3 separate regions of the Mus musculus genome follow, and all the other regions are linked to region 3. The links are chromatin loops, found by intact Hi-C in ENCODE. Cell type or tissue: heart. All regions are shown on one strand.

Region 1 (2,500 bases), 500 kb after region 3:
CTGACAATATTTCATGTTGGCACATTGCTAGGTCTGTGAGAGGCACTTCATAGGAAAAGATCTCCGTGATTCAAACACTCCCTTTTGGCATCTGAAAAGCTTGTGAATATGTTTAATAAGGTCTGGGTTTTCACAGAGCAGGCAGAACATCATCTCATATAGAGAGAAAGATAAGTCAACGTGCATTCCATAGAACAGTCAGCCATGGCTCACATGAGATGGAATCCTCGGATTTCTGGTTTCCCTGGAGCTTTGAAGTGCTGCTGTTGTCAAGATGAGTGCTATTTCATTTACATCCTTCAGATTAGATTGACTTCTCTCCTCCTCGTCCTGCAGAGCTCTGCATTTCTGAAGCACTCATGACAAAGTCCACCCCAGAAGGGTTCAGGCTAGATTTTCATTGCAAGGGGACATGCACAGGACAAGAAAAGAAGACAAAGGTCACTGTTACACTGTGCCACTGATGTACGGACAGATACCACCCACACATAGGTATATGAAAATGACCCCTCAGCTTCCACAGGCACCACATCCACCATCAATCTCATGCATACAGTTCTTCAGAGTGCAGTTCATAACTAAGGCCATTGTATCTTCCAATAGTTGTATGATTGGCATTCATGCTAACTACAAGGGCAGTGACTTAAAAAACATTCCCATTCCATTCTCCAGGAAGATGGCTTCTTTGCCGTGTGTGTGTGTGTGTGTGTGTGTGTGTGTGTGTGTGTGTACTGCTTTTATTGTTTCGGAGAGAGAAATATTGTTCCTCTTCTTATATGTTGTCCCTGGCCCAGGGATGAACACATATACAGGACCAGTCTTTCTTCCTATAGTTCACAAAAGGCCATTTCAATCAGGACTAGTGGGTAGGACTTCACTTCACTGCCTAGTGTTATTCCGTCTGAAGAAGAGATCTAGACCTGCGGGACTCTTTTTCAAGTAGCCCCCAGTTCTCAAGACCTGTGACTTTAAGTTCATTTGTAATCACCTCCCAGCCTGAAGCTGGACATTACCCCTGGTGACGGGGAGCCATAGGACTGATGTCCTCACCATTTGCTGTGAGGTCAGGCCTGGGGACTGTGGCCCTTGCGCTCAGGGACCAGCTAGGCCTATCTGGAAGCCTGAGCAATGTTTTTACAGCTGCAGGCAGGAAGGGATGCTCCTCTACTTCAGCGCGCCCAGTTGGCCTGTGACCCAGCAGCTGTGTGCATCCATGCATGATCCCAGTCCCTACAGGGAATGGGATGGGGATCCCTGGCCAGTGTGTGTGAGCAGAGCTGAGCTGGCAGGGCGTCCCATTTTGCCCTTCCTTCTGACTCACTTGGTGAACGTGGCACGGAAGTTGTTCTCACATGGCTTTGCTGGCCTTCTATTAACTCCCCAGGCAGCGGCAATAGCCTTATTAACTGCAAATGGCTTCTTGTGGCAGTGTTCCACTTCTACTATTAATAATCAGTGTTTAATAAAAAACAAAGGGTGGAAAAATACAGGCAGAAGAAGAAAACAGACTGCTTTGTCCCCATCTCATATGTCACCCTGCAGGAGGCCACAGGCCAAACTAGCAGTGACAGCAGAACCGTCAGCTCCTTTCCAGAGACACATGTACACATAAACACATGCATGCTCCTCTCTCTCTCTCTCTCTCTCTCTCTCTCTCTCTCTCACACACACACACATATACATATCTATATATATACTCATATACATGTACAGTAAACTCACACATTCATGTGTATACGCATAGTACACACATTCACCCGCATGTACATACTCACACAATGTGCATACACATTGACATATGCACACATTCATATGCCCACAAATACCCATATGCATAATGTAGTTACATACTCACATGCAGACATATAGGACACATGCTCAAAACTTTGCATTCACGAGTGTCCACATATTCATCTATACATCTACATGCCCACATGTGTCCACATACTTGCACGGTACATGCACATATATACACACATATGCATACACAAATGCATGTACATATAAACATATGCATTTGTATACCCGTAGATACTCTCACACACATGTGTACATAATCATGTAGACATACACTCACACTAATAATCACATTCTTGCCTTTATCTGAATCTGCCCTTCACTCATTGGCTTGGATTTCTCTTTTCCACGCTGTCTCACCTCTCTAGGCCACTAATCTGTTTCCATGGTCCAGAATGGCACCATTAACATCAGCAGTAGATGAAGGAAGGAGAGTGGGAGCTGGCGAGAGTTGCTCTCACCCTTTCTTCCCCTTTCATGGAGTCAGGATAGTCATCTGCAAGGCAAATGGTTCCCTCCTGTCAAAGTCTAGAAGAGTGTAGTTAAAAATGTAGTCAATTAAATTTATTCCAAAGATCAACTCCCTAGATCGGGAGCTGTTTTTATTGCCACTAAAAATAAATAGGGCTGAGGAGATGGGTTGGAGAAAAGGAGAACAGTAAGGTGGGCAAGACCAAGCAGGACTTGGGGGTTTGCATACTCG
Region 2 (2,500 bases), 120 kb after region 3:
GACAGTAGTGCTTCATTGTTTGAAGAAGCCTCTGAAGAACCGGCTCCAAGCCCCAGGGCTAGGAAGAGAACAGTTTGAAATTTCCAGTCTCTTAGGAGTCTGGCTGGGCATGGCTTGCAAGGCCCATTGACTGGGCAAACCTACAAAAACCTAAGGTACTCAGAAACTATCCTTATATAGGTTTTTTTTCCCAAGTCTGTCTCAGAGTCTGAGGTTTCCCTGGGGAGAAATAGAAAGGAGTCTCTTGAGTTCAGAACTCTTGAACTTTTCTCAGTAGAAATGCTATGTTTTAAGATTTCAGTGGGAGCATGAAGAATTTGCTTGCTCACTGAAATACTAGACAGATGTTTCTCCCAACATGCAATTGTGATTCTAGAATGGCCTCAAGGTAAGAGGGGCTCAGGTAATTGAATTAGGCAATGTTTCCTAATCTAGTTGATTAATTTGTATTTTGTTAAACAAAAATTTTAAAGTTTTCTTAGGGTCTCAGAAAGACTTTGCTCCAGGGTACCTGATATTTTGACATTGTGACACTGTGATATGTATAGGTGTCCTGGGGTGCAAGTGGGACCCTGAATGTAAGCTTCTGGATGCACTCACCTCAATGGCAGAGGTTTTAGGGGATCCTATTCTGCTGAAATAGATTTGTTCTCATTTGGCACAGGCATTATTTTTGGCTGTCTGGGGCTTCCTGTGACTGCTCCTTTCTGTCTGTGTTTGGCTTCTAATAGGTGTCCATAGCAGTCGGACTTGCTGCCTTTGCCTGCGTCCTTCTGGTGGTTCTCTTTATCATGATCAACAAGTATGGTCGCCGGTCCAAATTTGGAATGAAGGGTAAGGTGTTGTTTTTTCAGTCCCAAGAGTTCCATGGTTTCCACCTATTGATCAAAAGATACTGTACCTCCATATGCTCTCTGCGAAAGCCTTTGGTCACTGGACCTTGGTAACTCTGGTAGAGATCCCTGTCTGCTGTTTTGGGTTATTATGGAATAAAGACTGTGTGAGGATCTATAGGAACCAAACAGCAATGCTGAAAACTACTGGTTGCTCAGGTGGACTTGTGTGATGAGCATAGTTTGAACAGGAAGATGGTTATAAGGCAAATGGCAATTCTTTTCATTAGTGGATGATCTAAGGGGCTGTTCATTTGAGTGACCCTTTCCCTGCTCTGTACCTATCTTTGGAATCTTGTGGTGATTTAGCACGGTGAGGTGGAGGGTGGTGAACTCGGATATTGAAAAGCTGCCCGTGCTGTTGTATCTCAGCACGTAGCTCTACACAGAGTCCTGGAATAGATGCCAAGAGCAACATGGTTTCTAAATCTGCTGGCCAGCTTCCATGTACAGAGCACTCAACCCCATTATGGCAGAAGTGGAGTGCTGGCATGTGGTACTCTGCCAAAGCTTGTAGGAGGCATCTGGCACGAGAGGGGTTAATATGGCGAATTAGCATCCATGGATGTGGCTAAATGATCTGAAAGAAACTGGGTATTACTGATTCCAGAACTGAACCTTGATTTTTCAAGATGACTTCTCAGCTGGGGCTGTCATGCCTGGCTGATGTTGGTAGAAGTGGGTAGGGAGGGAGAGGTAAAGGTTGCTTAAGCAACATTCATGATGATGTTTGCCTGTGGCATTATGAAATCCAGAAAGATGAACTCCTAAGGATTTAATACTTGAAGCTAGTTTCTTCAGTGGGAGTCTTGACCCTGGGGACCAGGGATTAAAAGCAGAGAGCATGAATAACATTCATAGGAACAGACTTCCATGGATTCACATGCAAATGTAAATCTTTGTGTGACTGTATGTGGTGAATGGTTGAGTATTTGTACATTAATCGAGCTAGACTTTATTACACATTCAAGGTTCTGGACCTTCCTTAAAAGGTAAGAGCACTGGCCTATAGGAAGCTACCCATAAATGATAGAAAGAGTTGAAATGTGAGCCAGGTGAACTTGTTCTCCTGGAGGCTTCTGCCTCTGAACACTTTGCTTTGATGAATTTGAATAAGGCATGGATGAAGGCAAGCCACATTATCTCTTTCTTCTCAACCTCCCCTTCCACCCCTCTATCCTTTGTATGTCCTAACCTCTTTCCTCTCTCTTCTCCTGTTGTTCCTTTCCCCCCCATCCTTCCTTCACTTCTTCCGTCCTCTCTGCCTGTTTTGCAGAAGCCAGGATTGAACCTAGAGAACTTAGATGTGGCACATAATTGTTCTACCTTTGAATTATACCTCCAGCTTTTGTGAATAGTTTGAAATATTCTGAGTGAGAGAAATACATGTGTTGGTAATTTCCAAATAGAAAATAGTTTTTAATGGCTCAAACAAGTCTAGACTCCTCTTGGGCACATTGACTAAAGACACATTTTTCTGCCAGTCTTACCGTTTGTCCACAGAGCTCCACAGGTTTAGACAGGATGACTGCCCAGTGACTCAAAGCCTGCTGTCTTGGGTAATCCTTGGACCACTGGCATTGAGAACTGCTGCTGTATTTTTTCTA
Region 3 (2,500 bases):
CTTTAGGGTATCAGAACTGTCTTTGGCTACAAGCAGAAAGGTGTGTGGTGGGGAATTTGAAGAGCTGGTCAGCTAGAGTTGGCAGCTGATGTTGGGAGTATCACTCCTGAGTGGGGAGGTCTAGGTGTTCCCGGGCCTCCATTTTACTGTCTACATAAATCAGTAGCCTTCACTACCTCCAGTCCCTGCCTCTTGCTCATAGATGTGTCATCTCTCTCCTGTAGGGATAAGCCAGGACCTTTAGAGATGACAACCATTGTTCCCCCATGGAGACAACTGGAGAGTCCTGCAAAAACATTGCTGGGCAAACCCTATTGCTGCTGCTCCATGACTGTATGAACTTGCTACACCATAGAACCTCTCTGGCTTGTTTCTACTCTTGCAGTGGGGTTAGCTAACTCGTCTTTTCTCGCAGGGTCACATTATTAAGTGGTATGACAGACCTCCTTCACAGGTTCTGTGAAGAGTCTAACGCTGTGTTGGTTGTTTCCATTTCTGGATGACTGGGAGGACTTGAATTAGGAAGAAGATCAAGACTTTGAGCCATAAATCAGGAAAAGGAGGTGGAGAATAATTTGGGCTAGATCCAATTTTTTTTTCCCCAAGAGGAAGAACTTGGCAGACAGATGAATTGATATGTCCCAGCCCAGTGAGCTAGGAGCACAAAGCAGACACGGATGCTGGGCCTTGCTGCCCTAGGTCTCCTCCCACTGCCCTTTGGTGTCTGTACCAGAGGCTCAGGGATTGCAGGGGGCAGGAAAGATTGGTGAGTTTCCCTGGAGAGGGAAACGAAGGGAGCGGTGTTAGACTCGCGAAGTCCTAGTACAGGCTTCCTGAAGCAGTACTTGGTGCTGTGTGTGTGTATCTGGGGGCGTCTTTGTACACGCACAAGTGCCTCTCCTCAGCGTTCCCTGCACATCACGTCTGAGGTTGCTGTAAACAAACCTTAAAGCCGCTGGCTTATTGCTTGCCGAGATTGTCTGTGTGTAGACTCCTGGTGGCCACAAGAGGGCAGCATGATGCACGAGTCGATTCTTGGTGGTTTGACCCAGGGAGAGCTGGAGCCGGGATAGTGGCAAGTCGATTGCCAGCCTGGGCTTTTGGATCCTGCCAGGAGTCAGGGCTAAGCTTCTGGCAGGGAGGGCGTCTCTATAGAGCCGGCCCTACTCTGGTTCTATCTGTGTGGTCTGGGGATGCGAGGCTCCCAACCTGTGTATTTTGGCTTAGGAGCCGCTAGCTCCCTGGGAGAAAGCTGTAGGGAGCCTCTGATAGAGGGAACATCCTCTCCCCCCTCAGCTCAGTCTCAGAGGGCGCATAGCTTTTGGCTTAGACAGTGGAAATGAACTAAAGGGACATATGTTCCTGGCCAGGAAAATCCCAGGCTTGGTGGGACACAGAGAGTTGGTAGTGACACTGGAATCAGGGTCTTGGAAGAAGTGAGCTTTTACTTTCCGACTGCTCAGGCTGTTGGATCTGCTGGTCAGAGCCAAGTAGGTGCTCAGTTAACATGGCACTCTGGCTCTTTCTAGAGGTGGGATCTTGGTGGCTTGTGTTAACTCCTCCAGACCCTGGGTGAATGTGCATCAGTGGGTATGAGAATGTCTTACTAATGGGTCATTTTGTTAGTGGTGCCTGCTGGGAGTGAGATGCATTGGCCCTTCATCATTCCAGGCAGGTCCTGTATTTGAGCAGGACGTTGGATATCATGTGCTCTTGAGTCCATCTGTGACTTGTTACCAGTGCTGGAAGCTAGATCATCTGCTCTGTGCTGAACTGGTGGGCCTGGGACAGCTCACAGCTGCCTGGCCCAGGGATATAGATGAGGCCCTCTTTCTTGTGACCCATCTTTGCCCACCAACTTCTTTTTGAGCAATTTTTCAAGGCCATGTCACTGAGAAATGTAGGAGTGGGTTTGACATTTACAGTACTCTCAGCGATCTGAGTCCTTCCCATGAAGGACCTTGTATTGACAGCAATGACAACATGACGTTTCTGATTGTGACCTTGCCACTTCTCTGTGGGAACCTGGACTGGCTATTTAATTTCTTTCTTTCTTTCTTTCTTTCTTCCTTTCTTTCTTTCTTTCTTTCTTTCTTTCTTTCTTTCTTTCTTTCTTTCTTTCTTTCTTCCTTCCTTCCTTCCTTCCTTCCTTCCTTCCTCCCTCCCTCCCTCCCTCCTTCCCTCTCTCTCTCTCTCTCTCTGTTTGTTTCTTTTTTTGGTCTTTTCCTCATCTGAAAATGGTGATGATAAAGAAGAGCCCAGGGTTGCTCGTAAGATTGCAGTGAGGATGTCTGTGGGATGGGAAAGGCTCTGAAAGCCGTTTTCCTCCCTCTTCCCATCAGAGCATCCCAGGCTGGTGTCATCACAAGCAATGGTATTTTCAAGCCCTTCATCTGTTCTTCCCACTTCTGGTATTTCCCACATCCTGCTCGTTTTACACATCCCAACAGATTCATCTCCTCTTAGGGGGTTACAAGAATTCCCATGCTCCCAGCATTTC

What was found. A loop is a pair of places that touch in the nucleus more often than their neighbours do. Peaks named below come from ENCODE experiments on the same cell type or tissue, not always from the same donor. Only the 100,000 strongest peaks of a DNase experiment are listed, where the experiment ranks them.
Region 1: it touches region 3 in a loop (3-fold over the local background); 2 of 42 quality-filtered maps call a loop at or near these places.
Region 2: a loop joins it to region 3, with 2.0 times the contacts of the local background. A loop is called at or near these places in 3 of 42 quality-filtered maps.

What each region holds. Positions count from the first base shown.
Region 1 is chr7:78,070,069-78,072,568 of GRCm38, reverse strand. No RefSeq gene overlaps it. Among named protein-coding and RNA genes, the nearest start is that of Gm39038, 500 kb to the left of the region's middle. In heart, no CTCF peak of the experiment used is centred here; a DNase peak (open chromatin) is centred at 1,218.
Region 2 is chr7:78,449,221-78,451,720 of GRCm38, reverse strand. Ntrk3 (neurotrophic tyrosine kinase, receptor, type 3) reads left to right here. Exons shown (of 17, transcript NM_008746.5): 11 at 732-834. Among named protein-coding and RNA genes, the nearest start is that of Gm39038, 120 kb to the left of the region's middle. In heart, no CTCF peak of the experiment used is centred here; a DNase peak (open chromatin) is centred at 1,320.
Region 3 is chr7:78,567,606-78,570,105 of GRCm38, reverse strand. All of the region lies in intron 1 of Ntrk3 (neurotrophic tyrosine kinase, receptor, type 3), which reads left to right. All of the region lies in intron 1 of Gm39038 (a long non-coding RNA gene), which reads left to right. Among named protein-coding and RNA genes, the nearest start is that of Gm39038, 5.5 kb to the left of the region's middle. In heart, a CTCF peak has its summit at 1,000 (motif pointing right); a DNase peak (open chromatin) is centred at 1,135; H3K4me3 peaks cover 352 bases; H3K27me3 peaks cover 710 bases.